2 separate regions of the Homo sapiens genome follow, and region 2 is linked to region 1. The links are chromatin loops, found by intact Hi-C in ENCODE. Cell type or tissue: OCI-LY7. All regions are shown on one strand. Each heading gives the region's core, and the rest is flanking DNA. Links, peaks and the distances in the headings are about the cores only.

Region 1 (16,230 bases), core at 3,177-11,176:
AAATTGAAACATATATGGATATTTATTCTGCCTTTCCATATTTCAACAGGCTCAAATTGATTTTTAAAAGATTTTATATGAATGACAATAGCTTTTCAGTTCAGGTATCTGACTGTATAAAGCTACATGCTAGTACTGGACCCATTAATCCTTTTGCTATTCTGGAGGCTGGGCCCCTGGGCTTGTGCCCTGCAGGGCCTTGCAAAGAAAATGGGCTCAGTTACAGTACACTCAAAACAAAGGGGTCAATTTTTCTTTATGAAAATTGGAGTTTTTATGTTCCCCACAATATTTTGGCTTTCTGAAATGCCATATGTTTTATTCACACAATATCTACTAACCCTTATAATTCTTTATTTAGTTTTTTACTCTTTGCCCCCCAGACTTCTAATGACCCTTATAATTCTAATAAAAGGTTAGAAAGCTTGTGTGAGAAAGTATAACTACTTAGAGACTAAGACTTTCAACATTCAATTTTTCCACTAGTTCTATTTATCAATTTCTAAAAATAAGGTCCTTTTTCTCTATCCTGAAGAAATTAACATTCCATCAACTTTTCTTCTACCATTAGGTACTGAATTTTACTGCTACTCTACAAGTTATAGGACAATGCTACTACTTATGGCTCTTGATAAACCTACCTTAATTGTTTCGTATGTATCAGTGATCAGTGCAATGAAAAGACTTAAAATCATATATATAAAGAGGCTGATGAATGAGTAGAGGTAAATTCTACTAAACAGCCAGACTAAGTAACTTTTTTGCTGCATTTTTGCAAACGTGGCAAACATATCATCTCCATTTATCAGAGAGAAAAGGCACTCAGAGACCATGTTCAGAGAACGAAACTGGAAAAAGAAAAGAGAAAAGTTCACTTTATTCCATGTTCCTTCCCATTGGAGACCTTTGTTCATGACATTGTATTAAACATAAAGGGACCAGATAACCCAAGCTACCATTTTCAAACAAATAACCTGAGGTAACCACACACATTTGCTTTGTGATGCATATAACATAAATAAGCCTACTATTTTTTCCTGAGACAAGCAGCTTTCTCTTAAACTAGCCTAAATCAAATGTAGGAGCTGCTCTGCACCCTCAGTGCTTTTTTGAATCAAGCCTTGCATCTGCCCTTTACCTTAAAGAGACCTTGAAATGCCTGTGCAGAGATACCCAGGTCCCAACCATGCATGCTCATACATCTCATTTTAAAGTTCATTTCATTTAAGATAAGAGCATAATATTCCAGACTATAGCTCTAGTAATAAAATTTTCAAATATTTCTACAAGTTTCCCCCTATGCTACTTTTTAAATAATGTCACATTTTGAGAAGGCTTATCTGAAGAGACTGCTTTTGGATATATCGATGAATCAAATTGACTAAACTTGACTTCACTGGTGGTAAACGGGACTTAATTACCTGATATATTGCAAGAAAGAATGTGAGACAGTTGAGTACATCAAATATTCTCTCAAGCTGGTCACACCCTTTCACTTTATAAATATGGCACTAGATATACTACCTTCAACATTTTAAGGCTGAATCACAAAATAAAAGGAGTTCATTGAAAAAGGATAACAAGCCACTGGCACTATGCTAAAAGCTTAATAGTAACAGGAAAAAAGTTGTTTATCAGTACCTTGTCATGGTAAGGCCCCAGCACGATCCATCCACAGAAGCAGTAACCTAAGTAAATCATAGCTGCACAGCAGCAGAACCTGATGACATTGGGCAGCGCTGCCTGAAGGGTCAAAATGAGGAGCTGGGAAAGTAAGAGAGGCCATTAGAATGGTTTTGTCCTTTAGCCAAAGCAGTGCAATAACTTTGAGAGAAATACCAACAGCATGGAGATCCGTGGAATTCCTTACGTTGTACTTTGCAAAGAAACCGAGGTATCGGATGACTCCAAGCCACACGAGCATGGTAGAAGTCCCAAGAAGTATGCTACAGACATCATAACTAGTTAGACTCTAAGAGAGAGTGGAAAAATATAATCAGATTATAAAGCAGAAATTCATTTGGCAATAAATATTGAGGTAAGTATGAGTAAGGCACTGTTTTAGGTGCTAAGGATAAAGCAGTGAACAAACAAAAGTCTCTGCTCTCATAAAGCTTACATTCTAGTGGAGGGAAGAAAGAGACAACAGAAATAAGTTAATAGAAACTTTGGGACACTTGCTGCTGATAATTGCTGAAGAGAAAATTCAGAGGAGGGGATAAGGAATGGGTATGGGTTTGTCATTTTACATACACTAAAAAGAAGGCATTTGAGCAAAGATCTGAAGGGAGGGAGGGAGAAGTCATGCAAAAATCTAGGGGAGAAGCCTTCCAGGCACAGGGACTGGCAAGTGCAAAGGCCCTGAGACAGGAGGGTGCTTGGCAAGGATATTGCATCTGGCTGGAGTGAGCAATAGAAAGGGTATACAGTTATAGAGATAAGGTGGCACTCACCAAGTTTGTCTTTTACTGTAACTCAATTGGGGAGATTTGAGAACCACAAACAGAAGTGATATGATCAGATGTTGGCTGCTGTGGTTGACAGCAGGTTGTTGGAGGAGTGAGGATGCTATTGCAATAATATAAATGAGAGATAGTAGCTTGGACCAGGCTGGTAATAGTGGAGTTGACCAGGTGATTTTTATTCTTTTTTTTTTTTTTTTTTTTTTGGAAACAGGGGTCTCACTCTGTCACCCAGGCTGGAGTGCCGTGGCACAATTGTGGCTCAATGCAGCCTCGACTTCCTGTGCTCAAGAAATCCTCCCACCTTAGCCTCCCAAGTAGCTTGGATTACAGACACATGCCACCTTGACTGCTAATTTTTTTAATTTTTTGTAGAGATGGGGTCTCACTATGTTTCCCAGGCTGGTCTGGAACTCCTGGGCTCAAGCCATCCTCCCGCCTCAGCCTCCCAATGTGCTGGGATTATATGAGTCACAGTGCCTGGCCAATGAAGGTAGAACAATAGGATTTCCTCTTGGATTAGATGTGGGAAAGAAGAGATTAGTGAAAGAGAGGAGTCTGTGATGAATCCAAGATTTTTGGCTTGAGTAACTGATGAGAGTTACCATTAACCGAAATTTGAAAGGCTATGGGAAAAGCAGGTTTTGACTGCAGAGGTGGGGGCTTTAGATGTTCTGTTTTAGGTGTGTTAAATTTGAGAGGAAAAGCAGACATCCAAGTGGAGATATAGACTAAATGGTGGATATGCGAATCTGGAGTTCAGGGAAGAATTCTAAGTGGGGGTATAGATTTGGGAATCATTGGCATATAGATACTAAGCTGTGGGACAGGATGAGATTACCAAGACAGTGGCAGAAAAGAGAAGATGTCCAAGCACTATGCCTTGAAGCATTATCACCTTAATAGGTTGGTGAGATGTGAGGGAACCAGCAAAGTCAGAAGACCAGCCAGTGACTTAGGAGGAAAACCAGGTGATAGTCCATTGAAAGCATGTCAACAAAAAGGGAGTGCTTGGCAGTATTCAAAGCTGCTGCTAGGTCAGCATGAGGGTACATAGTTGGTTATTGGACTTATCAGCATGAGAGGACACTGAAAAGAACACTTTCCTTGGAGTGGCAGGGCAGCCTGATTGGAACAGACACCGAAAGAATGAGATTTTGGGGGGCTGTGAGGTGGGAGGATTGCTTGAGCCCGGGAGTTTGAGGCTGCAGTGAGCTATAATCGCGCCACTGCACTCCAGCCTGGGCAATAGAGTGAAATCCTGTCTCTTAAAAAAAACAGGTGGGGGAGGGGAGGAGCAGAATCAGAAACAACAAGATTAACTACTTTTTTGAGATATTTTACTAAATAAATGATGGTAGTAAGTTAGCGGGAGGAATTAGGGTTGAGATATTATCTCTTAAGAAAAGCGGCAAAAACATGCTAATGGGAATGACCTGGTAGACAGAAGGAAACTGATGATCCCCAAGAGAAGGAAAACTACCTGGAGCTGTGCCCTTGAATAAACAAGTGGTGATGGCCTCTAGTAGGCAGGTGGAGGGGTTGGCCCTGAATAGTGGCCTAAATAATGTATCCACAGAAGAAAAGCACAGTATATTGGCACTGATGGCAGGAGGCAGATAAATTAGGTGGGGGTTTGTGGAAATTCTGTTTTTTTTTTCTATTATTTTTGTGAAATAGGAAGTAAGGTCATCAGCTTAGAATGAGGATAGGACAAGGGTATTAGAGGTTTCAGAAGAGAAGAAAACATGATATGATCATCTATGAGGCAGAGACGGTGAATGGTCTAGAAAGATATTTTGTTGGATACCATTTAGGGTTCACTGAAATTAATGATAGTTGAGGTTGGTAAAAATAAAGATTTGCTGCAAATCTCTCCCCTTACTCCTTTTTTTGTTTTGGTTTTTTATTTGTCCCTAAAGTTAAACATCTATTCCAATGATACATACTATAGCCACATATAGTGGCAGCTGCTAAGTGTCAACCTAAACCCATTCTCCCCTTCCTAGGCACATGCCTGGGCTGTGTTCCCTGGCTCCCTCTGCAGTTAGGATTGACTAAATTCTATCCAGTGGGATATGTACAGAAATAAAGTCGGCCACTCTTGAGCCAAGCCATCAGTCTATGGGAGAGCTTCTACCATACCGTGTTTTTGCTTCCCATAAGCTGCAACCTGTTTGAGGCAACACGGCAATAATCATGCAGTCAGGGCAAGTCCTTAAGGGGTGGCAGAGAAACAAAATGGGAGGAACATGGGTGCCTGAATGACTGTGAGATGTTGAGCTACTCACCAGTCTGTAAAACCCATTCTGACTATTGCATAAGACAGAAATAAGCTCCTATCTTCTCTGAGCCATTGCATTTGGGGTCTCTGCCCAGGTTTATAACCAACTCCCCAGGTGACTCAATCAGTTGCATCAAGACTAGGGAAACATAAGTTTGAGCAAGATTAGTCTGAACACTATTAGTTTTTTTAATGTGATTTTTATTTTGTGGGGACAGTTGATTTTTAGGCTAGGTTAGTCTTAAAATAAATAAGCTTGTAGCACATCAATGGTAAAGTAAGAAAATGGGAGCATTCTCACTTTGAATGGACGGAGGAAACAAATGCAAGCATGCACACCATAGTGCCTTGACCTCACTTTCCCCTATAGCCCCACTCATTTTTGTTAAAGATTCGAGCATTTCTTGTAAGATTAAAAAAAAAAAAAAAACTCTTACCTTAGTTACCTTGGTTGTGTATGAATTTTGGTGTGTGTAAGAATTCACAGGCCCCGCCGAAGAGTCTGAATTCAGTAGGTCTAACATGGTACACTTTACCAGGCACCCAATGATTCTGATGCAATGGTTTGTGGATCACACTTTGAAAAACTCTGCCTAAGAGACCTCCTGACTAGATTTAAGAAAATTACCATTACCAATTTCAAGTCTACTTGATATACAGTTTGGAAGAAACAATTCATTCTGAAAATTCTTACATTCTGGAAAAATACATTACCATTAGTGCAAATCTGACACTAACAATAGCATGATTAGGAAAAAAATTACCTTAGCTTGGATTTCCATTTTTAGAATTGATCCAATGATTGTCAATATGTCACTAATAATAATCATAATGTACCATCCATTGACAAATTCCATTTGATCAGAAACAGAAACTTCCTTCTTATAATGGAGGAGGAAAAAATTGACAAACTCCTTTAGGGAAAAGAGGGGAGGCACAGTGAATGTCTCTGTCAATCAAAATGTCAGTAGCATTCCTAGAAAGCAACGTTCCCTACCTGCTGAAGCTGAAGTCCTCTAATCACAGATCTAATGCAGAGGATTAATGAAACCAAGCAAGTCAGAATGACAAAGGCATCAAAGATCATCATGTAATGAGTGTTCTTCTGAACTGAAAGCAAAGAGGATTACATAGTGCTTATGTAGTGGGACATTAATATGGTGACATCTTCTTTTTAGAATCATTTAAATAATTCAAGCATTCTTTCTGGTAAGACAACAAAGAAGCCCTGATAAACGGTCTTCCAATTAGTATTTGAAGAAGGGCAAAAGTCTTTCTTTTAAAAAATCACCACAACTGAGGCTGGGTGTGGTGGCTCATGCCTGTAATCCCAGCACTTTGGGAGGCCGAGGCAGGCGGATCACAAGGTCAGGAGATCAAGACCATCCTGGCCAATGCGGTGAAACCCTGTCTCTACTAAAAATACAAAAAAATTAGCCGGGCATGGTGGTGAGCGCCTGTAGTCCCAGCTACTTGGGAGGCTGAGGCAGCAGAATGGCGTGGACCTGGAAGGTGGAGTTTGCAGTGAGCCAAGATCATGCCACTGTACTCCAGGCTGGGTGACAGAGCGAGACTCCATCTCAAAAAAAAAAAAAAGAAAAATCACCACAACTATCATTCCAAGATCTTTAATTATAAGCCTGTAGTCTTTTGTTCTTAATACAATTACCTCCCTGCATATTCTTTTTTTTTTTCCTCAGCCTCCCTCGTAGCTGGAACTATAGGTATGCCACCATACCGGGCTAATTTTTAATTTTTTTGTAGAGACAGGGTTTCACTTTGTTGCCATGGTTGGTCTTGAACTCCTGGTCTCAAGTGATCCTCTCACCTCAGCCTCCCAAAGTGCTGAGATTACAGACATGAGCCACCATGCCCAGGCCCATCTCCCTGCATATTCTATTAAAATGTACTTATCTAGGTATAAAATATTTATTATGCATTCACTATGTGTCAGGCATTTTTCTAGATGTTAGGATACAGTGGTGAACAAGATAGACAAGGCCCTTGATCTGTGGAACTTCTATTCTACTACAAAGAAGTAAACAAACACATAACAAAATACTTTCAGATAGGAGTAAGTAATAGAAAGAAGATAAATCACAATAGCTAACATGTATTGAGCACATTTCTTGCCAAACATAGCTCTAAACACTTTATATGTGTTAACCTATTTGATCTTCACAGCAACTCCAATGAGGTAAGCATGATTATCCCCACTTTGCAGGCGAGAAACCTGAAGCACAGAGAGGTCACATGATTTCCCCACAGTTGCAGGGCTAGTCAGTGAAAGAGCTGGGGGAAAATCTGTGCAGTTTGTTTCCAGTGTCCATCACTCTATGTCAGTGGTTCTTGGCATTTTTTGGGAGCTTGTTAGAGATGCACATTCTCAGGTCCTACTCCAGACCCACTGAATCAGAAACTGGGTTTCTGCAAGCCCTCCAGGTGATGCTAAAGTTTGAGACCTACTGCTCTATATGAGGGAGGTTAGTGTCGGGCAATGTGGAAGCAGAGAGGTTGATTTATATTGCATAGTAAAGGAAGGCCTCACTGAGGGAGCAGGGGGTTTTAGCTGAAACCTGAGTGATAAGAAAGAGCCACCCTTATGGAGATTTTGGAGAATCGAAAGTGCGAAGTCCTGGCCACCATGCGTGGAGCCAATGGAGAGAGGTGGGCAGAGGTGTCAGCCATTGTACACTGCCACAGAGCTTGTCTCTATTTAACAAGTTAGACTGCTCTCTGCTGACAAAAAAAAGAAAGTACTTAAAACTAGCTCTGTGATGAAGCATCCCATTAGTATCTGCCAAGGAGCATAATTACTACATAAATGTCTAAATTGACTTTAGAGAAACTTACAAATTAAGAAACAAACATTTGAGAGAATGCCTAGGTGCCAGACACTTGTGTATGCTGTCATTTTCCTCATTCTGGTGTTTGTGGAGAATGATTATAAAGTATACAGATGACAAAACAGGCTTATGTTTCAAATGTGACTCAAGAGCCTCATATATTTGAAGTTACCTATTAGTGAAAAAAATACTATCATGGCAAAATTTCATTTTATTTACTCTATCTCATTATTACGTCTGAACTTGGCAAATCAATTAGTAAGAAACTTTAGAACTGTGATTATCCAAGTATAGTCTGAGTAAGGACTATTTACACATTTCTAGGCCCCACCCCAGACCTACTGGCTTGCATAGAGCTGGGGAAACTGCATCATAGCAGGTACCCAGGATGATTCTTCTGCTGATTAGAATCTGAGAACTCCTCATCTAGCGACCATTAAGTCCAGTACGATGTACCATTATGTCACTTATGAGAGACTAGAAAATTAGATAAATTCTTTCCAGGCAATTCTCTCCAGTTCAGCTCCAAAATTCTTGACAGTATTTGGTCTACACCTGAATTTTTGTCCATATTTCTAAGAGTAGATCCTTTCCTCTTTCAGTACACTTTTAAATGGACTGAAGACAATCATAATATGTGGGATGCTGCAGGGTCACATCCTACCTGACTTGCCCCTGGCTTCTGAGCCTTAGTTTCTTCATCTGTAAAAATAAGGATTCTCCCTATCTTAAGGGCATTTAAAAATATTAAAATGAAGAAAACTAAGGTGGAAGTAGGTACACAGCATGCACTCGGTAAGTGTTGGTCTGGGAAGATGTATGTAGGGTTTTGGTGGCGGGGGACTGTGAGTACATTCTTGGTCAGGAGTGGGCAAGTGAGGGCACAAGGAGAGGAAGGCCATTTCAGTTATTCATGACTCACATATTGCCTGAAACATCAGAGTTGATCTACTTGTAGAGGTTTAGGGACTTGAAAATGGTCTAATCTTCTATTTGTTGTTCTAGATATCCAGAGGGTGCTATTTTAATAACCATTTTACATTATTTAATAACCATTCTGAAAACTAGTAATGCGCATCACTTACTTGATCCAGATACATGCCAGTCTTTACATTCTCTGATGGAAATGTCATTATCTAAACTTATTTTAATTCTTCCACTATGGGCCTTGTTGTCAAATGTTATCTGTGAAGACAGGAAAACAGTCAAAAACATACTTATAGTTTTGGAGCCAAGAAACCTCTACACATTAATTAGGAAACAATTCTTTCAAGGGGACAGGAGACCCAGATTCTCAACTCTGATCTGTTGCTAATTCTGTTCAACCATGGGAAGTTCTCTTCATTTCTCTGTGAAATGAGAACGATGAACTAGATCTTCTACAGAGACCCTGTAGTCTCTAAAACATTATATGTCTAGGGCAGCATTTCCACTCCAAAGAACTTATATAACAAGAGCACTTCCTCTTGCTCTCTGTTCTAAGTACCTCCAGATACCTTCTTCATGTGAGCAAGAACTGGTACAACTGTGCTTTCTCCCAAATTCCGGCAGGACCTCAGTTAGGGGTAGATTTTTAGTGCTGCTATAATTCTTACTAATACAAAGGCTCATTATTTCTGCTTTGAGACATTTCAAGTGGAGCTTTTTTGATTTTTATTCTGGGCCTAGATTTCTTAGTCACGTTGGCACTACATGTATTATAAAGGGTTTGGTGACAGGGAGTCAACAGTCACATCTTGCTTCAAGAATAACCACTTCAGGACACCAGGGGCCAAGCAGGACAAAGCTAGGCCAGAACACCTTCCATAGTTTTCCTACTGTCTTCCTTATGCAAGGACAGGGAAGGCAAGGCAAGAAAATCAATCCGTTTCATTTCTGCCTCTTCTCTTTCTCTCAAGTCCTGAAGAAAAAAAGTTCTTTGAAAACTTTGTCATTTAAATAAATTGTATTGAAGCTTCTCCATATGGGGTAATCAGAAACACTTCAAATATAAGATTTCAAATGACTTTTAAAAGTTCAACCACTGTATTTCTCCTCATGAGGGATTGTAAGCTTCTTTCTTTGACAAGCAACTGAGGGCACAGTCAGTGTCTGCCCATATCCCTAACGGCTGCAAGACCCAGCCTATGGCCTCGTGCAAGGAGGACGCTCAGTGTTACTTGATTGAGTCAGAAATCCTTGCTACGGAGAAGCCATGCTTTTCCTACACAAAGGGCCTCCAACTTGTACAAATAATAGGTGCTCACTAAATATCTATTGAGTAAAAAACTGGGACTTAATGTCAATCACATCTCAGTAAACTGAATCCCAAAGAAAGAAGAAAAATAATGGATGGGATTAGAAAACATTAGATAGCACAGAAGAAAAAACAGTGAATTTGAAAATATAGCAACAGAAAATATCCAAAATGAAACACACTGAAAAAAACTGAGACATAAAACAAACAGATCATTACTGAACTATGGGACAACTCCAAGTAACCAAATACAGACGTTTTTGTCTCTGAATCTCTGAAAAGGTGGGGGGAAGTGACAAATATATTTTAAGAAAATCATGCTGAATAAATATCAAATATAATGACAACTATAAACCTACAGATCCAAGATGCTCAATGAACCTTAAACACAGGAAACATTAAGAAAACACCATCAAAGCATTTCACAATCAAATTGTTTTAAAGTAAGAGATAAAGGAAAAATTTAAAAGCCAACAGATGGGAAATAACATCCCATAGATAAGAACAAAGATAAAGATGACAGCAGATTTCTCATTAGAAATAATGCAAGCTAGAAGCAACATCTTTAAAGTGCTAAAGAAAAAAACAGTCAACCTACAATTCTATAGCCAAGGAAACTACCTTTAGCAAAGGAAGGCTTGGAATAGAATAATGGTTACCAGAGGCTAGAAAGGGTATTGGGGAGGCGTGGGGGATAAATAAGAGTTCGTTAATAGGTATAGAGATACAGTGAGGGCCGGGCACGGTGGCTCATGCCTGTAATTCCAGCACTTTGGGAGGCCGAGGTGGGTGGATCACGAGGTCAAGAGATCAAGACCATCCTGGCCAACATGGTGAAACCCCATCTCTACTAAAAATACAAAAACTAGCTGGGCGTGGTAACGTGTGCCTGTAGTCCCAGCTACTCCGGAGGCTGAGGCAGGAGAATCGCTTGAACCCGGGAGGCAGAGGTTGCAGTGAGCCAAGATCACACCACTGCACTCCAGCCTGGCAATGGAGCGAGAATCCATCTCAAAAAAAAAAAAAAAAATACAGTGAGATGGGAGAAATAAGATCTAGTGTTTAGTAGCACAATATGGCAACTATAGTTAATAATTTATTTTATATTTCAATATAAATAGAGGAGTAGATTTAGAATATTCTCAACATAAAAAAGTGGTAAATATTTGAGGTGGTGAATGTTGTCCCAATTACCCTTATTTCATCATTACACACTGAATGCTGGCATCAAAATATCACCTGTACCCCATAAATACGTATTCGTAAAATTTTTATTTAAAAGATGCTAATAAGAACTTTAAAAAGGAAGGCAAAATACTTTTTTAAACATACAAAAGCTGAAAGTGCAGACCTGCACTGTAAGAAATGTTGCAGGAAGCCCTTCAGGCAGAAGGAAAATAATACCAGATACAAACTGGGAGCTACACACAGAATGAAGCACACTGGAAATGGTAGCTACATGGGCAAATAAAAAAATGTTTTTATTATTATTTAAATCACTTTAAAAGATAATTGACTGTTTAAAGAAAAAATAGGCTGGGCACGGTGGCTCACGCCTGTAATCCCAGCACTTCGGGAGGCTGAGGCAGGTGGATCACGAAGTCAGAAGATCGAGACCATCCTGGCTAACGCGGTGAAACCCCGTCTCTGCTAAAAAAAAATACAAAAAATTAGCCGGGCATGGTGGCGGACGCCTGTGGTCCCAGCTACTCAGGAGGCTGAGGCAGGAGAATGGCGTGAACCCGGGAGGCGGAGCTTGCAGTGAGCCGAGATCGCGCCACTGCACTCCAGCCTAGGTGACAGAGCGAGACTCTGTCTCAAAAAAAGAAGAGAGAGAGAGAGAGAGAGATTAATAACATATATTGTGGGTTTATAACACATGTAGAAATACATTATATGGCCACAATAGCATGAGGGCCAAGATGGGAGAAATGGAAGTACATTGTCGTAAGGTTCTTACACTGTGTGCAGTGGTATAACTTGAAGGTAGACTGTAATAAGTTAAAGATGTATACTACAAACCCCAAACATGGAAACATCCATGGTGAAGACACTAAGTAACAAGAACCCTTGGCAGTAACCTTTAGCTGACAGCCAGCCATAGATTGCTGAGAGCCAACCACACAGAACCTAAAAACACCTATTCCTTTTGGGTTTGAAAATCTATACCAGGCACTGTTCGTGGTACTGGAAATAGTAGTGAACAAAACAAGGTCCCTGCTTTTCTAGAACTTATACAGAGGTGTAGAAGACATAACTAACAAGTAAACTTGTTATTATAGCAAAATAGAGCTAGATGTATCAATGCTTCCCTTATGCACATTCAAGTGAAAACATCCTATATTTTTTTATCACACCGTAATCCAAGGATATGAAACATTACCAGATAAAACAATTTTTCTCCAGACTGGAACCAAATTCAGCCTGGCCCACACTTACAGTCAGAGTAAAGTCATAACAGTCAGGGAGTTCTTGATGACGAACTGTCTGCAGATTAATGGCTTTCAGTTTAAACTGAAGCTCCACTGTTAGGAGTCTAGAAAACAGAGGTGATTTTAGTTCTGTGGCAATATATACGTGCAAACGTAAGTTACACTCCTGTCTGCTCCCCTCACCTGTGGAAGTCCAGTGTTAAGTTCAGTTTATTTTCTGCTGGTGTCCCAATGTGAAAAGGTTCATCTGGCTCCACAAAGAAACACTCTGCCATAGAAAGGAACAAAAACATGATACAGTACTTAAATAAGACTGCATTTTGAAAGGCTGATACATTTAAGACCAGTTATTCAGATTCTATTATTTTTCAGATTCTATTATTTTTCTGAATTAAAATTTTAAAAGCTAAATAAACATTGATACCACATGGTTACCGTGACTCATGTGTTTTTAAGACCTAAGTGGCTACATTTCTGGAGTGGATGGAGGCTAGACAAAGATCTGAACTCTATTTCATTAATGTTATATAAATGCTGTCTTCGTTTTTAAGCCTAGATAAACTTTGAGTCCCTCCCCCTTTTTGTATCCTAAGCATAGGATTTGAAGCACTTGCAGTAATTACAGTAATATTTTCTAAGCAGTTTGAGGGATCTATTTTTAAAATATTATGCACTAACAATGTTTCTTCAATAGACATCCCACACACACACCAAAAAAGGAAGACAGCATTTTAGAAAGTTTTCCCTTTCAGTACTGTTATCAGTATTATCTCTAGAAAAAAAAATCCTAGTGGCTGTTGTTAAAAGTATTTCAATACTTATTTTTTAACTCAATGACCTAAGCTAATATTTTAGGCATAATTGCAAATAGAACTTTGCTAAGAAGAATACGCCATGCTATTCCATGTTCTGATTTTCATTCCTCCCCTTCAATCTACCCCCAAAGATGCATGATAGTGAAGTGGTATTGGGGCAGGAGAGTTTTATATATACCAAGAGTTTGCAAGCATAATGTTTTACAAACATTATATCTATCTATTAATACTTCACTGGCATATCCTGCACAAGAGATGGTGGAATACGATAGCTAAGAACACAAACAGCCTGAGCCCAATTTCAGCACTGCCTCTTCTAGCTCCATCTTTGGCAGATCATTTAACTCTCTGAGCCATAATTTAGTCTTCTATAAAAGGGGATAATAATAATCCTTGACTTGCTGGGTTTCCTTGAGGATTCTTGAGTTATAGTAAAGGGCTCAGAACAGTACCTGACACATAATAACTCGTATATCATTCTTACTATGTCCTAATATCACAGACCAAATCAATGTTTTCAAAGATGAAATTACTAATTTTAAATATAAATTGAGGTGTTAAAAATTGAGGTTCTAGGTTATAGAAGAACATCACCAGTTTCAATTTCTGGATCGATGTCAAAGGTATCATTTCCAGGGTAGATGTTTCCTCGCTTGTAGAAGTGCTGACAGATTGCCATAGCAGATTGCTTGGTACCTTTGTTCTCATAAGCATGATTCCCAACGGAGACATTGTATAGCTGCAAGTACTTCAACCAAAATGAGAAACAGAAAATGGGAATGCCAGCCAGGGCAGGAGTGAAGCCATAACTCCCCTCCCTCCCCACCTCTGATCCTGGCAGGTTCCCTTGGGATAGAGACATTCACTTTGATAAACAGGGTAAGTGACTTGCTGCTGTGCACTAGGAAGGCAAAGGGCACTCACAAATTAGAGTTCTAGATTCAAGCCTCATTTCTGTGACAAACTTTCTGACCTTCTAGTTCCTGATCTGTAAAATTAAAGTCTGAAGCCACATACTCTTTGCATTTCTTTCCTCCCTTAAAGAATTATGTTTAATTCAGGTGATATTCAATGTAAATACATATTTATCTTTAAACTATCTCCTGTAAGGTCAGAGTTCTACTTTAACACTGTAGTATAAGAAGTGGGATACAATTATTATAGGCTAGCCAGCAAAACCTTTTTTAAAGAAAGTATTGGTTTAACCTTTATCTTTGCAAGATTATAATTTAATCACCTTTATACCAATATTGCCTATCCTAGTGGGTCCTCTACATTTAAAAAAATTACTTTTACAAGTAAGAATCTTACGGTGCCTTGGAATAACTGTCATCTTAAATTCTTAATGGATGTCTGCAGACATGTTTCCAAAACAAAGTGTTTTTGGAGCAATATGTCTGGTACAGTTGGTCATTCTGTCACTCTTGAAATGAACAACTTTGTGTGATCGACACATAGAAAATAATTCTGCTAAAAGATATGAGTGAAGCATGCTATGACAAATGAATAAAATAATTTCTAATATGGGATGGATTTTGAGTTGGACCTTGTCAAGGTCACTAATGAGCAGTGTATTACCAAATCTGATGCCTAGTTCTCAGTCCTCCTATAACTTGACATCTCCATGGTATTTGATGCAGTTGAATGCTCCTCCTACACGGAATACTTTCTTTACTTGACTTCTGGGACACTGATTGTTTCTTCTTGGTCTCCTTTGCTGAAATCCTCCCACTGCCAACCTCTATATTTTGGCCTATCTTTGGGTTCAGGCCTTGACCTCTATCCACATTCTCTCCACAGCTGACTTCAACCAGTCCCATATTTCAAATACCACCTCTATGCTGACAGCTTCCAAATTTGCATCTTCAGCTCTGACCTTTCCACTGAATACCACACATGGATGACAATCTGCCTACATGATGCCTATGGTGTCTAAGAGGAATCTCTAGTAAATGGGCAAACAGAAACACCTGCTTCTTCCATAGTAATTCCCTTCTCAATAAATTATTCTGTAAGTCAGTCAGTTGTTCAGGCCAAAACTTAGGAAAGATCCTTTTGTCAATTCCTCTTATACTCCACTTCCAGTCCATCTGAAAGTCATGCATGACTTTCAAATTATCTCTGCAAAAGAATCACTTAAAAATCTGAGCCTCTTCACCACAAATAGGACTGTCTCTCATCACCTTCACTGATATGGCCTCAGTCCAAACCACCATCCTCTCTCCCCTAAAAAATTAAGCCTCTGCCTCTCCAATCCTCCCTCTCACCTTAGTCTAGTCTCCATCTAGAACTCATAGGATTGCTATAAAGAGTGAATGAATTCATGCATGTACAGCTCTTAGAACAGTGATATCCAAAATACACCTGCTCAAGACTCTTGTTTTTACTGTTCTTCCTATCTGGAAGGTTCTTCCTTGAGATAGACACAGGCTGCATGCTCTCTCTTTAGTCTGCTGTCTGCTTACATGTCACCTTGTCAGAGAGACCTTCTCCAACCACCTCCAGCTATTCACTTTGCTGGCTTTGTTTTGTATTTCACAGTACTTATAACAAACTGACAGATGATGCTCTTCTATACTTATTTACTACCTGGCTCTTCCAATGAGAATATGACCTCCTTGACTTTATTTGTTCACTGCAGTACCCTTGCACACACAAAAAGTGCCTGATACATAATAGATACTATTTTTGTTTGTTTTTGTTTTTGAGAGGGAGTCTCGCTCTGTCACCCAGGCTGGAGTGCAGTGGCATGATCTCGGCTCACTGCAACCTCTGCCTCCTGGGTTCAAGCAATTCTCCTGCCTCAGCCTCCTGAGTAGCTGGGAGTACAGGCTCATGCTACCACACCCGGCTAATTTTTTTGTAGAAGTAGAGACAGGGTTTCACCATGTTAGCCAGGAAGTTCTCGATCTCCTGACCTCGTGATCTGCCCACCTCAACCTCCCAAAGTGCTGGGATTACAGGCATGAGCCACCGTACCCAACCAATAGATACTATTTAATAAATATTTGAGTGAATACATGTTAGATTTTGCTTATGTATATTATCATTGTCTCTCCCCTATCAAAAGCCCTTCCATGGCTTCCTGTCTCTCTCAGAATAACATTCAAGGCTCCTTTCCATGTCCTGAGAGACCTGGCCCCCAGCTCCCCTGG
Region 2 (16,230 bases), core at 4,583-12,582, 54 kb before region 1:
CCCCAAAACTAGAGGAAAACTCTGATGGCTGTTTTGATCATGGTAATAAAGAGCTCAATAATACGAACTTGAACAAAAGGTCTAAATGTAGCTTTTGTATAATCCTGATAGCGCCTGGGATCAGTATTTACTTAGATAGAGCACACTGTTATGATAAAAGGAAAACTTAGGATTCTATAAGTCTGAAGACAAAAAAATGCAGATTTTGGAAGTATATTTGAATAAGCTGTGTTTAATAGAGAGTTCCAGAACACAAATGTGTGTCACTCAGATATAGAAACCCCTCCCCACAGATCTGCATTTATTCAGCATTTATAGAATCTGTACAGAGAGGCCCTCAGGATCTCTTACTATGACAAGGTTGTCTTCTAAACAGAACTTCAACCTAGCCTCTGCTCTCCAGAGTCAATATAATTTTAGTTTTATGAACTTGAGTGTGGGCTTTTCAGAACAAAAGTCAAGTACAGAACACATGAAAAGAGTTTTGTCTTGTGGTAAGGGAAAAACCAAATGAAATAATAAGATAGGTTACCTGTGTGGTGACCATGACTATCTTCAAAATCTGCAAACCCAGTTTCCACGGAATCTGGCGTCTGGCTCGGTATTTTTCACAAGGGCTCATGAAGTAAAACTTCAGGTCTTCCCTTAGACATTCTTCTTTCATCTCAGAATCACGATGTGCCATTGCATTTCTGCCACAGAAGATTAATTTTAAATATCCAGGAAAGCCTCTCCCTCAGTTCCTTTTGAAGTAACTTGCTTTCCCTAAACTTGAGTTGGTACATATGGCATGTCATATACTGAAAAGCCTCTTTATGAACACAAAATAAAAAAGCAACTCTAGTTATGGCAGGGAGGTTCTCCCATTTCTAAAACTACATGAAAAATTATTCCAGACCTTCTACCTCCTACCTTTCCACACAGCCACCCATCTTGTTCAAAATGGCCAATCTCGGCCAGACGTGGTGGCTCACACCTGTAATCCCAGCACTTTGGGAGACCGAGGCGGGTGGATCATTTGAGGTCATGAGTTCGAGACCAGACTGACCAACATGGTGAAACCCCATCTCTACTAAAATACAAAAATTAGCTGGGTATGGTGGCGGGCACCTGTAATCTCAGTTTCTCGGGAGGCTGAGGCAGGAGAATTGCTTGAACCCAGGAGATGGAGGTTGCAGTGAGCCAAGGTCACGCCACTGTACTCCAGCCTGGGTGACAGAGCGAGACTCCCTCTCAAAAAAATTAAAATTTAAAAACAAAATAAAAAAAACAAAATGGTCAATCTCAAGAATTATAAAAATTGGATTTTACTTACAAGACTCATCAATTCCTACATCTTAACATAGAGCATTCATCTGTCACTACAGAAAGTATGTATGTTTATGTTTGTGTGAGTGTGTGTGTATGAATTGTAAGTGAGTGAGTATATGAACAAAAACCAGACAGGACATTTTCATGATACTCCAGGTATGACATTACAGAAAATTAGTATAAACAAACGGAATTAGATTGTTATGGAAGAAGAGAATCTTTGTTCTGTAACTCTGTACTGAGAGAAGGACTATGACTCCTTTTTTGGATAAAATATCAGTGATTATATGATTCCAGAATATAAATAGCTTCAAAAAGATAAATAGCATCTCTCTATTTAAGCCTACTCAGATATTTGTCACTTTATATTAATAAAATTTTGCTTTTACTATTTCAAGGACTCTGGACTCAGGAATGGGCACATGACTCAAGGTAGGCCAAAAAGAACCAATGAGACATGGTTCACAGGACTGTTATTGTAGTCCCCAAAGTGGAGTGCCGAAAACAATCCATTGGGAGTATAAAAAATATTAGTATTTCTATTTTATTATTTATATTAAAAACTAAAAATTGAACTCCATAATTAGTACAACATAGAATATACATACAACACAGCAATATAACTTACAGCATATGTACACCATAACAAAGAATATACATTATATAACACATAAAAGTAGTATCCAGTAGCATATCATATATAAAGAAATATATACACATTGGGACTATTATGCTCAACTTTTACTGTTGGGTACATAATCAACAAAGTTTGGAGATCAGTGACTTCAAGCATAGACTGTGAGTCCGGAGTTCCTAAAATCCATCTCACCACCAAAGGAGAGCTTGTCAGAGACTGAAGGTCAGGTAGACAGGCACTATGCCTAATGACAATATTTGAATTCCTGGATCCAGCTATTCCTGAAGTAATCCATCCCAAGTCTTTCCATTTGAGTCAACAAATACCCTTCATGGCTTAAGCCAGTTTGAGTTTGACTTCTTGCCTTAGGAAGTATCTTGATGGTAAGGGTAAAGAATAAATTCTAGTAAGTTAGGCTAATCATTCAAGTTACTCATTTCTTGGAAAGGTTTTATACTTGTGGGTCATTTTTTAAGGTTCTGTTTACTGGAAATATGTAAGTGACATATTTTTATACTGACTGATGATCTATGTTATCTGCCTTGACTGACGAATCTAAAAGAATCCTAAAAGGGGATGCCCATTTTAAAGCTTATTGTCAGTTGTTAATAATTTACTATTTCTAAATAGATTTTTAAATCTCCTGTTTCTAGTATTAGTGGGCTAAGTTATTCAGAACTATCATGCTGGAAAGGAAGGAAAAGAGGAAAGAAAGAGAGAAAGCAAGGAAAGAGGGAGAGAAGAAGAGAAGGGAAGGAAGGAGGGAAGGAGAGAGGGAGGGAGGGAGGGAAGGAGAAAAAGGAGAGAGGGAGGGAGGGAAGGAGAAAAAGGAGAGAGGGAGGGAGGAGAGAGAAAGTAGTGGAGGGAGGGAAGGAAGAAGGGAGAGAGGGAGGGAAGGAAGGAAGAAGGGAGAGAAGGAGAGAGGGAGGGAGGGAAGGAAGGAAAAGAAAAATCCTAGATACAATACATTCTTCTTGAGGAGGGTGAAGAAGTACCTTTAAAAGATTGAAGAGTTAAGGAGAGCAAGAACTCCTGGGTCAATCTTGGGGGATACCTACACGAGTAACAGCCAGTTGCCACCATTCAAGTACACTCAGCTTCCGTTCTGTGGCCTCAGGAAACGGGAACAAGAGAGCCAAGATTCTAGGCCCAAAGGCATCAAAACTGCCTGTCCTCAAATTTATAGGACTACAGAGAAGGCCAGAGTGGTTCCAAATCAAAGAAAAGAAAAAGGAAATTTAAAAATAGACCCATCCTGATAAAGAATGCCCATAAACCAGGCCATGATTAAATAAGGCTCATAAACCTTTGAGCCTTACACCTGGGTGAGCCAGGGAACTTCAAACTGTGGGCCTGCTTGGTTCTGGAGGACCCAGACTGGAACTGTTCTTCATATCCCCGGAAACACCCACAGAACTCTGTGTCTTAGGTTCATCCTAAGACTTGGCACTCTAATAAATAACTTATAAAACACAATGACAAACAGGTAGTTAAATATAACTAAGCACATGAGGAAACCAAGTGACATAAAACAGACTAAAAACAGAAACAGGACTAAGCATATTGGAAATTAGACACATTAGAAAATAACCATGCTTACCATCTGTGATATTATGACATACATACATGTTGGTTTTTGTCCGCAGCTCCTAGCTCATAACTCCCATAGCTTTTGTTATACTGTTGAGGCGCCTTAAGGCCTCATGAGCAGGCCTCAGAAAACATAATCTCTCTGACCTTCTCCTGATCTCCTTTAACCTGCTCCTTCTTGTCCCAAAGACAGGCATCTTCCCCACCTTGCTGTGTAGGAGCCAGCCATAAAAAAATTCTCTGACCTACCCTGTCTGATTGTAGGTCACAAGACTCCCATTTCAGAAGGGGTCCTGCCCCAAACCCTGGAAGAAGGAAGGCTGCACAGAGAGGCCAGAAGGATCTGAACAGACAGGCCTTGCTGGGTTTCCCTCATGCAGTCTATTAGTGTTTGTTCATACCCTTTTTGTCCAGTCACATTTCTACATGGTTGTCAATCATACCTATCCAATAAAGTCTCCATAAAAGGCCCAAGAGGACAGGGTTGGGAGAGCTTCCGGAACACATGGCAGTTCCTGGAGGGTGTTGTACCCGGGGAGGGCACGGAAGCTCTACACTCCTTCCCCATAGCTTACCTCATGTATTCTTCACTGTATCCCTTGTAACAACCTTTACAATAAACCAGTAAATGTGTTTCCCTGAGTTCTGTGAGCCTCCCTAGCAAATCATTCAAACCCAAAGAGGGAGTCATGGGAACCCTAACTTGAAGTTGGACAGTCAGAAGTTCCAGAGGTGGCTGGGCACGGTGGCTCACGCCTATAATCCCAGCACTTTGGGAGGCAGAGGCGGGTGGATCACCTGAGGTCAGGAGTTTGAGACCAGCCTGACCAACACAGTGAAACCCCATTTCTATTAAAAATACAAAAATTAGCCAGGTGTGGTGGCACATGCCTGTAATCCCAGCTACTTCGGAGGCTGAGGCAAGAGAATTGTTTGAACCTGGGAGGCAGAGGTTGCAGTAAGCCAATATGGCACCACTGCACTCCAGTCTGGATGACAGAGTAAGACTCTGCCTCAAAAAAAAAAAAAAAAAAGAAATGAAAAAGCAATCACCACAATGAGTCTCATTCAAAAGAATGTGAAGGCCTTAAACATGTGTTTGTCCTGAGCCTGACACACTCACCTCTTGACTCAACTTGACCAACTTAATGAGCACTTAGTCCGCGGAGCAAGCACTGTGCTGGGTACACAAGGCTGAATAACCCTGAACTGCACATGCTTAGTGTCCAGTAGAAGAGAAAGACTTGTCAATGCATAATTATTAAAGAGTTCCGTGAATGCTGTAAAATAAGTAAATATTACGGAAGCAGAGTTCTGACTCTGGAGAGAGGGGTGAGAGAGCTGGTGGGAAAGCCCATAAGAGTCATAATAGACGATGTGGTAAGTGCTACGGGGGCATGTGACTGGGCGCATTGAGGGAGGCATTTCCAAGAAAAAGGTGCATCTTAACTGTGCCTGAGAGCAACATCCTCAAACATGAACTTTCAGATCTCCTGAGAACATGCCTGTAAGAAGCCCCTGTGGGCATGTTTCAGCAATACTGAATTTAGTGTTAATTGCTATCACTGTAGTGGATCAGTGTTGCTAAAGCATCCCTCCTGATGACTCAAAATATGCTTTTTCATTTAATAAAAAGAGTATATGAAATGGTGTACACTGAATTCTCAGGCCCTTGAGAATAAAGCCATAGAAACTACCCCCCAACTCCCCCCACCCCCCAACACACACACACACAGCCTCTGGGTGAGAAACACTGAACTGAAGGACGAAGAAGTTGTTTTCTCGAAACAGTGGTGCAAAACAAGGCATTTAATCAAATACTTAAAGAATACTGGCCAGGCATGGTGGCTCATGCCTGTAATCCCAGTACTTTGGGAGGGTGAGGTGGGTGGATCACTTGAGGCCAGGAGTTTGAGATCAGCCTGGACAACACGGTGAAACCCCATCTCTACTAAAAATACAAAAAAAAAAAAAAAATAACAGGCATGTGTGGTGGCACACGCCTGCAATCCCAACTACTCAGGCAGCTGAGACACGAGAATAGCTTGATCTCAGGAGGCAGAGGTTGCAGTGAGCCAAGATTGCACCACTGCACTTCAGCCTGGGCAACAGAGCAAGACTCAGTCTCATAAATAAATAAATATAAATAAAAGAATACCTTGTGAGCCATGCTCTGCTGGAGACATTTTCCTGCCTTCCAGGAGCAAATGTGAATAGATAAAAGAATGATACAATGAGTTAAGAGTTATACTGGAAATATTCACTGAGTGCCCTGGAAACAGAGAGTGCTTGATGCAGCCCAATTGCTTCAAGAGGCTTCAAATAATTCTTCTGACTGCTGGGTTCCTTTGACTGAGTGGCCATTAAGTGTTCAAGAAATGATAACTGATGTTAGCATTGCCCTAAGAAACTTTATTAAGAAGTCTCAGGCAAAAAGAAAAGAAAAAGGTCAAAGTAGCAGATAATGACTGTGAGATCACTCATTGTGTTACACTATTTATACTATCTATCCTTCCATAATTGTTTCATTTGGGTATTTACAGAGCAGTTGTAATACTTTTAGCAATATGAAAGATGAAAAATGAAAAAACTAGCAGGAAAAACATTTCCCTCAAGAGTACATGAGCCAACTAGTGAAATACAAGCTAGTACTAGTCAACTGATGAAAAAATGATAGACATGTAGGGGGAAAGAGTTGATAATGAATAATAAAGGTGCATGATGAGATAGCTGTTTTTTAATAAACCTAAGTTTTAAAATAATATGTACATTTGGGAGGAAAAGATAATGAAATTTAAAAATTTAAAAATTTAAAAATTCTGATATTTCAAGGAAAATATAAATGTATAAACTTTCTAAACTTTACTTTTCTGAGGGCTCTTTATTGCCTCCCTCTTCCCCATTTGTAGGTTTGTCCTGGTAGATGAAGGGTATTAAACAGACATACACACACACACACACACACACACACACACACACACACACACACACGATATCTTATTGCTATAACAAAAATAAAATGGTATAAAAATGGTGCAAAGTAAAGAGGGAAAAAAATTTTAAAACAGAGAAAGAGAGAGACAACACAATATCATAGAAATAAAACACTCTTTTATTTAACACATATTTACCCTATATACCTTGCAATGCTGAACACCTGGCTGGGGGTTTTACAGGAGTCTTAAATTACAACCAGGCTTCATAACCAAGAATTAGGTCAGCAGAGGCTGGGCATGGTGGCTCATGCCCGTAATCCCAGCACTTTCGGAGGCCAGGGCAGGCAGATCACTTGAGGACAGGAGTTCAAGACCAGCCTGGCCAACACGGCGAAACCCTGTCTTTACCAAAAATACAAAATTAGCTGGGCATGGTAGCACAAACCTGTAACCCCAGCTACTCGGGAGGCTGAGGCACAAGAATCACTTGGAACCCAGGAGGCAGAGGTTGCAGTGAGCTGAGAATGTGCCACTGGACTCCAACCTGGGGGACAAAAACAAACAACAACAAAAACAAACAAACAAAAAAATTAAGTCAGCAGACGGCAGAAATACTGCAACTTCCATCACAAATGAAAATCACCAACAGTTTAAGAAAAGCATACAGCTGCTAACTTGTGGTAACATAAGTCAGGAGAATGAAAGTAACTGTACCGTAAAACCACTTAAGGAACAGAAATCAATGAAGATCTAAATTACACAGACCCATCAGCTACAGGGCTGTCATGCAATTGAAATTGCATGAAATAAATAAGAGCAATCACAGCTTTTATGAATTATTTATGTTTCATTAACCCATAGGAAATGCATGATCTGGATTTTTATAAGCTTAATAATGGCAGCACTAAAGAACAAAATATCAAAGAAAAAAAGCATAGTATTTGAAGGCATAAAAATAAGATCTGAAATAGAATAGAAAGCCACCCATACAGTGGGTTAAATAAAAGCCAGAGATGCTGGAATAGAAAATGAAAGAAAAGAAGGCTGAGACTGGTACTGTGGTAAGAAACCAGGAGGAAGGCACAACAAAGCTACTGTCAGGTATTAAGAAAACCTACTGTCTCCACAGATAATCAGGACTATGAGGTTGGCATTAAGAAAACCTACTCTCTCCACAAATAATCAGGACTGTGTGACATTGGCTAAGTTTAAGGCTATCATATGATCAAGGGCAATTTCAGCTTTATCAAAACAATGACTAAGAGTCTAACGGAAGCCTGAAGTTTTGAAACAAAACAAGATGTCAGTGATTCTTAACCTTATTGGGGTTATAAACCCCTATGAGAACAGAAAAAGGCTCTTGACCTTTGCCCCAGGAAAATGAATACACCAGTTTCAGTGATGGTATTTTGTCAGCAAATAAGCTAACCAGCCCAGGATGCTATTGCCTTTGGCTTATGTGATCCCCCTACTTGACAAGGGGCCTGAAAGTTGTTTTTATCCCCTGCTGCAGTTGTCTCCAAAGTGGGGTCCTTGTGCACAAGGACGTATGCAAGACCATTCACTGGTATGTGAGAAGAAACTATTAGGGCTTCTAATTGTGTTAATTTAGAAAATAGAGAAGTAAAGAATTCCCAAGATTTAATATATGAATTGTTACCTATCACACCTAAGGTGCCCTCACTCGGTCAGTAACATCTGATGGGACTGACACAGTGGCTCATGTCTGTAATCTCAACACTTTGGGAGACTGAGGCAGGAGGATCACTTGAGGCCAAGAGTTCAAGACCAGCCTGGACAATATAGTGAGACTCTGTCTCCACAAAAACTTTTTAAAATCAGCCCAGTGTGGTGGTGGATGCCTATAGTCCCAGCTACTCGGGAGGCAGAGGTAGTAGATTCGCTTAAGCATAGGAGTTCAAGGCTGCAGTGAGCTATGATTTTGCCACTGCACTCCAGCCTGGACAACAGAAGGAGATCCTGTCTCAAGTAAATAAAACAAAACAAAACATCAGGTGCCTGTGTTTCACTTAGGTATGTGAGACATCCTGGGGAAATTGTCAAGTTTCCCAAATTAGGGGGTTCATGGTGGTACCCCCATTGATTTTCAGCATATTCCCACCAGTTATGTTTTATGTGGGCCCACTTAAGCATTTTTAGAATGTATCATCTAGTTTCCGTGGAAATAACCCTTGCGAAATAGGCAAAGGACATAAAGATTCTTGCAAAAGCCCAGAAGGTGGAGCAAGATGGCAGAAGAGAAGCCTCCACTGATCATCCTCTCACAAGAGGACATCAATTTAACAACTATCTATGTAAGCAAAGCACTTTCATAAGAACCAAAAATCAGGTGAGCACTTGCACTACCTGCTTTTAACTTTGTATTGCTAAAAGAGGCACTGAAGAGGTAGAAAAAACAGTCCTGAAGCACTGATACCACCCTTCCCCCAGCCCCAGCAGTGGCCACCTGGTGCGCAGAGTGCCTCTGCATGCTGTGGGAGGGAGAGCACAGCAATTGTGAGGCAGTAAACGGTTCTGCCCGGTTAGAGCAGAAAGGAAAACTGGACCAAATTCAGCTGATGCCCACCCACGGAGGGAACATTTAAACCAGCCCTAGCCAGAGGGGAATCACAGGTCCTTGTGGTTGGAACTTGAGTTCCCACAAACTTCACCACTGCAGGCTAAAGTGCTCTGGGTGTCTAAGTGAATTTGAAAGGCAATTTAGGCCACAAGGACTGCAACTCTAGGCGAGTCCTAGTGCTGAACTGGGCCCAGAAACAGTGGACTAGAGGGGCATGCAATCTACCAAACTACCAGGGTGGCTAAAGGAGTGGTGACATCACCTCTCCCCTAACCCCAGGCTGCACAACTAGTGGCTCCAAAAAAGATCCCTTCCTTCTGCTTGAGGAGAGGAGAAAGAAGAGTGGGGAGGACTTTGTCTTGCATCTTGGATACCGGCTCAGCCACAGCATGATAGGGTCAGAGTCATAATGCCTCTGTTCCAGGCCCTAGCTCCTGGGCAACACTTCTAGGCACACCCTGGGCCAGAAGGGAACCTACTGCCTTGAAGGGAAGAACCCATTCCTGGCAGCATTCATCACCTGCTAACTGAAGAGCCCTTGGGCACTGAATAATCAGCAGCGATACCCAGGTACTACATCTAGGGCCTTGGGTGAGCCTCTGAGACTTGCTGGCTTCAGGTTCATCTCGGCTATTGGGGGGTGGAGCAACAAGTGGGCTCCTGGAGTCCCCAGTTCTAAGAGCTGACTCTTGGATGGCATTTCTGGACCTTCCGTGGGCCAGAAGGGAGCCCACTGCCCTGAAGGATGAGTCTCAGGCCAGACAACCTTCATGACAAGCTGACTTAAGAGACCTTGGGCCTTAAGAGAACATAGTGGTAGTCTGGCAGTACTGCCCATGGGCTTCTGGTGGTGATGACCATGGGGAAGGTCTCCTCTGCTTTTGGAGGAGGGGAGGGAAGAGTGGGAAGAACTGCATCTTGTAATTTGAGTGCCAGCTCAGGCACGATACAATAGAACACTAGGTAGACTTCTAAGGTTTTTTATTGTAGTCCCTGACTCCTGGACAGCACCTCTGGACCCAGGAGGGTCCTGGGGGAGCTCAGCATCCTGGAGGGAAGAACACAGGCCTGGTTGGCTTTGCCGCCTGCTAACTATAGAGCCCCAGAGCCATAAGCAGACACAGGAAGTAGCCAGGGAGTAGTTACAGCCGGCCTTGGGCAACACCCAGTGCTGTGCTGACTTCAGGTCTGACCCAGTGTAGTCACAGAGGTAGTAGCCACAGGGGTGCTTGTGTCACTCCATCCCTAGCTTTAGATGGCTCAGGACTGAGAGAGAGACTCCATTTGTTAGGGAGACAAAAAGGGTAGAGAACAAGAGTCTCTGCCTGGTAATCCAAAGAATTCTTCTAGATCTTGTTCAAGGTGGTAACTCCATGAGTCTATAAGAACCACAGCATTACTAGGCTTGGGGTGCCCTCCAAAGCAGATAGAACTTAGATCACAATGCCCAAGTCCTTTCAAATATCTGGAAAGCCTTCTGAAGAAGGACAGATAATAAAAGCCCAGACAGTGAAGACTACAATAAATTCCTAACTTTTCAATGCCCAGACACAGATGAACATCTACAAGTATCAAGATAATCCAGGAAAACATGGCCTCATCAAATGAATTAATAAGGCACTAGGGACCCAATCTTGGAGAAACAGAGACAGGTGACCTTTCAGACAGATAATTCAAAATAGCTCTTTTAAGGAAACTCAAAGAAATTCAAGATAAGACAGAAAATTCAAAATTCTATCAGATAAATTTAACAGAGATTGACATAATTAAAAAGAATCTAAAAGAAATTCTGGAGCTGAAAAATGCAATTGGCATAAGGAAGAATGTATCAGAGTCTCTTAATGGCAGAAATGATCAAGCAGAAGAAAGAATTAGTGAGCTCCAAGACAGGCTATTTAAAAATACACAGTCAGAGAAGACAAAAGAATAAAGAATAAAAAACAATGAAGCATGCCTACAGGATCCAGGAAATAGCCTCAAAATGGCAAATTTAAGAGTAATTTGCCTTAAGAAGGAGGAAGAAAAAGAGACAGGAGTAGAAAGTTATTCAAAGGGAAATAACAAAGAACTTCCCAAGCTTAGAGAAAGATATCAATATCCAAATACAAGAAGGTTATATAGGACACCAAGCAGATTTAATCCAAAGAAGACTACCTCAAGGCATTTAATAATCAGACTCCTAAAGATCAAGGTTAAAGAATGGATCCTAAAAGCAGCAAGATAAAAAAACAAATAACATACAATGAAGCATCAATACATCTGGCAGTAGACTTTTCAGTGGAAACCTTAAAGGCCAAGAGTGAGGGGCATGACATATTGAAAGTGCTGAAGGAGAAAAACTTTTATTCTAGAATAGTATGTCTGGTGAAAACATTCTTCAAACATGAAAAAGAAATAAAGATTTTCCCAGACAAGGTCGGGTGCAGTGGCTCACACCTGTAATCCCAGCATTTTGGGAGGCCGAGGTGGGTGGATCACGATGTCAGGAGTTCGAGACCAGTCTGACCAACATGATGAAACCCCGTCTCTACTAAAAATATAAAAATTAGCCAGGCATGGTGGCGCAGGCCTGTAATCCCAGCTACTGGGGAGGCTGAGGCAGGAGAATTGCTTGAACTCAGGAGGTGGAGGTTGCAGTGAGCAGAGATCATGCCACTGCACTCCAGCCTGGGTGACAGACCAAGACTCCATCTCAAAAAAAAGATTTTCCCAGACAAACAAAAGCTGAGGGATTTCATCAACACCAGACCTGTCCTACAAAAAATGCTGAAGAGAGTACTTCAATCAGAAAGAAAAGGACATTAATGAGCAATAAGTAATCACCTGAAGGTACAAAACTCACTGGTATCAGAAAGTACACAGAAAAACAAAAAATATTATAACCCTGTAACTTCCTTGTGTAAACTACTCTTATCCTAAGTAGAAAAATTAAATGGCAAACCAATAAAAAATAATAACTACAACAACTTTTCAAGACATAGACAGTACAATAAGATATAAACAACAAAAAGTTTAATAGTTGGGGAGACGATGTTAAGGCATAGAGTTTTTATTAGTTATTTTTTTTGCTTGTTTGTTTATGCAAATAGGGTTAGGTTGTTATCAGCTCAAAATAATGGTTTATAAGATAGTATTTACAAGCCTCATGGTAACCTCAAACCAAAAAATATACAACAGATACACAAAAAGTAGAGCAAGAAACTAAATCATATCACCAGAGAAAATCACCTTCATTAAAGGAAGACAAGAAAGAAGGAGAGAAAGAAGACCACAAAACAATCAGAAAATAAATAAAGTGGCAAGAGTAGGTCCTTAATTATCAATAATAACATTGATGTAAATGGACTAAACTCTCCAATCAAAAGACATAGACTGGCTAAATGGATGAAAAAAAAACCCACTGATCTGTTGCCTACAAAAAATACACTTCACCTATAAAGACACACATAGACTGAAAATAAAGGGATGGAGAAAGAAATTCCATGCCAATGGAAACCAAAAAAGAGCAGGAGTAGCTATGCTTTTGTCAGACAAAACAGATTTTAAGACAACAACTATAAGAAGAGACAAAAAAGTTCACTATATAATGATAAAGGGGTCAATTCAGCAAGAGGATATAAGAATTTTAAATATATATGTACCCAACATTGGAGCACCCAGATATAGAAAGCAAATATTATTAGAGCTAATAAGAGAGATAGGCCCCAATAAAATAACAGCTGGAGACTTAAACACCCCACTTTCAGCATTAGATAGATCTTCCATACAGAAAATCAACAAAGAAATACTGGACTTAATCTGCACTATAGACTGCATGGATCTAATACATATTTACAGGACACTTCATCCAATGGCTACAGAATACACATTCTTTTCCTCAGCACATGGATCATTCTCAAGGACAGACCATATATTAAGTCACAAGACAAGTCTTAAAACATTAACAAAATTGAAATAATATCAAGTATCTTTTCTAACCACAACAGAATAAAACTACAAATAACAAAAGGAATTTTGGAAACTATACAAATGTATGGAAATTAAATAAAATGCTCCTGAATGACCAGTGGGTCAAGAAAGAAATTAAGAAAGAAATTTAAAAATTTCTTGAAACAAATGATAATGGAAACACAACCTACCAAAATCTAAGAGATACAGCAAAAGCAGTACTAAAAGAGAATTTTATAGCTTTAACTGCCTACTTCAAAAAAAAAGGAAAAACTTCAAATAAACAATCTAATGATACATCTTATAGAACTAGAAAAGCAAGAGCAAACGAAACCCAAAATTAGTAGAAACATAAATAAAGATCAGAGCAGAAATAAATGAAACTGAAATAAAGAAAATAATACAAAAGATCAATGAAAAAGTTGGTTTTTCAAAAAGCTAAAAAAAATTGACAAAACTTTAGCCAGAGAGAAGATCCAATAAATAAAATCAGAAATGAAAAAGGAGACATTACAACTGATACTACAGAAATTCACATCATTATTGGATACTATGAGCAACTATATACCAATAAATTGGAAAATATAGAAGAAATGGACACACACAACCTACCAAGATTGAACCAGGATGAAATCCAAAACCTGAATAGACCAATAACAAGTAATGAGATCGAAGCTGTAACAGGAAGTCTCCCAGCATAGAAAAGCCCAGGACCTGATGGTTTCTGTATTAGTCAGGTTCTCTAGAGGGACAGAACTAATGGAATGTATATGTGTATAAATATATATATACACACACACACATATACATATATACATATATAATACATATATTAAGTATTAACTCACATGATCACAAGGTCCCACAATAAGCCATCTGCAGGTTGAGGAGCAAGGAGAGCCAGTCCGAGTTCTAAAACTGAAGAACTTGGAGTCTGATGTTTGAGGGCTGCAAGCATCCAGCATGGGAGAAAGACATAGGGTGGAAGACTAGGCCAGTCTCTCTTTTCACATTTTTCTGCCTGCTTATTCTAGCCCAGCTGGCAGCTGATTAGATTGTGTCCACCCAGAATAAGGGTGGGTCTGCCTTTCCCAGCCCACTGACTCAAATGTTAATCTCCTTAACACCCTCACAGACACACCCAGGATCAATACTTTGTATCCTTCAATCCAATCAAGTTGACACTCATATTAACCATCACAGCTTCACTGTTGAATTCTACCAAATGTTTAAAGAAGAACTAATACCAATCCTACTCAAACTTTTCTGAAAAATAGAAGAGGAAACAATGCTTCCAAACTCATCCTATGAGGCCAGTATTACCCTGATATCAAAACCAGACAAAGACACATAAAAAAAATTACAGGCCAATATCTCTAATGAATATTAATGCAAAACTCCTCAACTAAAATACTAGCAAACCAAATTCAACAACACATTAGAAAGATCATTCATCATGACCAAGTGGGATTTATCCCTGGGATGCAAGGATGGTTCAACATATGCAAATCAATCAATGTGATGCATCATATTAACAGAATGAAAAATAAAAACAATATGATCATTTCAATTGATGCTGAAAAAGCATTTGATAAAATTCAACATTGCTTCATGATAAAAACCCTTAATAAACTGGATATAGAAGGAATATACCTCAACATAATAAGAACCATATACAGCATACCCACAGCTAGTATCATACTGAATGGGGAAAAACTGAAAGCCTTTCCTCTCAGATCTGGAACACAACAAAGATGCCTACTGTCACCACTGTTATTCAACATAGTACTGGAAGTTCTAGCTAGAGCAATCAGATAAGAGAAAGATATAAAGGGTATCCAAATTGGAAAGGAAGAAGTCATATTATCCTTGTTTGTAGATGAGATGATCTTATATTTGGAAAAAAACTAAAGACTCCACTAAAAAACAGTTAGAACTGATAAACAATTTTAGTAAAGTTGCAGGACACAATATCAACATACAAAAATCAGTAGCATTTCTATGTGCAAGAGTAAGCAATCTGAAAAAGAAAATTAAAAAGTACTCCCATTTACAATAGCCACAAATAAAATACCTAGAAATTAACTCATCCAAAGAAGTGAAAGATCTCTATAATGAAAACTGTAAAACACTGATGAAAGAAATTGAAGAGGACACCAAAAATGGAGAAATTTCATGTTCATAAATTGGAAGAATCAATAGTGTTAAAACGTCCACACTCCAAAGGAATCTACAGACTCAATGCAATCCCTATCAAAATATCCACGACATTCTTCATAGAAATAGAAAAAAACCCTAAAATTGATATGGAACCACAAAGAACCCAGAATAGTCAAAGCTATCCTCAGCAAAAAGAACACAACTGGAGGAATCACATTATCTGACTTCAAAATATACCACATAGCTTTACTAACCAAAACAGCATGGTATTACACAGATACAAAACACAAAAACAGATACACAGACCAATGGAATGGAATAGAGAACCCAGAAACAAATCCACACACCTACAGTGAACTCATTTTTGACAAAGGTGACAAGAACATAAACTGGGGAAAAGGCAGTCTCTTAAATAAATGGTGTTGGGGAAACTGGATATCCATATGCAAAAGAATGAAACTAAACCCCTATCTATCACCATATACAAAAATCAAATCAAAATGGATTAAAGACTTTAAGACCTCAAACTATGAAACTACTACAAGAAAACACTGGGGAAAATCTCCAGGACAAAAATTTACTGAGCAATACCCCACAAGCACAGATCCAAAGCAAACATGAACGAATGGGACCAAATCAAGTTTAAAAGCTTCTGCACAGCAAAGGAAACAATCAACAAAGTGAAAAGACAACCCATAGAAAGGGAGAAGATATTTGCAAACTGGAGATTAACAGCCAGAACATATAAGGAGTTCAAACAATTCTATAAAAAATAACCTAATAATCTGGTTATGGCAAAATGGGCAAAAGACTTGAATAGACTCGTTATGTCTCAAAAGAAGACATACAAATCACAAACAGGGATATGAAAAGGTGCTCAACATCACTGATCACTAGAGAAACGCAAATCAAAACTACAATGAGATATCATCTCACCCCAGTTAAAATGGCTTTTATCCAAAAGACAGGCAATAACAAACACTGGTGAGGATGTTGAGAAAAGGGAACCCTCATACACTGTTGGTGGGACTGTAAATTAGTACAACCACTATGGAGAACAGTTTGGA

Evidence for each region. Peaks named below come from ENCODE experiments on the same cell type or tissue, not always from the same donor. Only the 100,000 strongest peaks of a DNase experiment are listed, where the experiment ranks them.
Region 2: a loop joins it to region 1, with 6 times the contacts of the local background. A loop is called at or near these places in 4 of 110 quality-filtered maps.

Annotation. Positions count from the first base shown.
Region 1 is chr1:85,020,429-85,036,658 of GRCh38, forward strand. MCOLN3 (mucolipin TRP cation channel 3) reads right to left here. Exons shown (of 13, transcript NM_018298.11): 4 at 13,670-13,823; 5 at 12,444-12,528; 6 at 12,268-12,364; 7 at 8,678-8,777; 8 at 5,744-5,856; 9 at 5,511-5,660; 10 at 1,871-1,972; 11 at 1,642-1,764; 12 at 642-848. Among named protein-coding and RNA genes, the nearest start is that of MCOLN3, 20 kb to the right of the region's middle. RefSeq lists an enhancer at 7,171-7,480. In OCI-LY7, for the core only: CTCF peaks have their summits at 7,482 and 7,681; a DNase peak (open chromatin) is centred at 7,473.
Region 2 is chr1:84,965,017-84,981,246 of GRCh38, forward strand. MCOLN2 (mucolipin TRP cation channel 2) reads right to left here. Exons shown (of 14, transcript NM_153259.4): 2 at 533-692. Among named protein-coding and RNA genes, the nearest start is that of MCOLN2, 24 kb to the right of the region's middle. RefSeq lists an enhancer at 4,836-4,915. In OCI-LY7, for the core only: CTCF peaks have their summits at 8,689 (motif pointing right) and 8,889; DNase peaks (open chromatin) are centred at 7,175, 8,905 and 10,195; H3K4me3 peaks cover 3,492 bases; H3K27ac peaks cover 3,876 bases.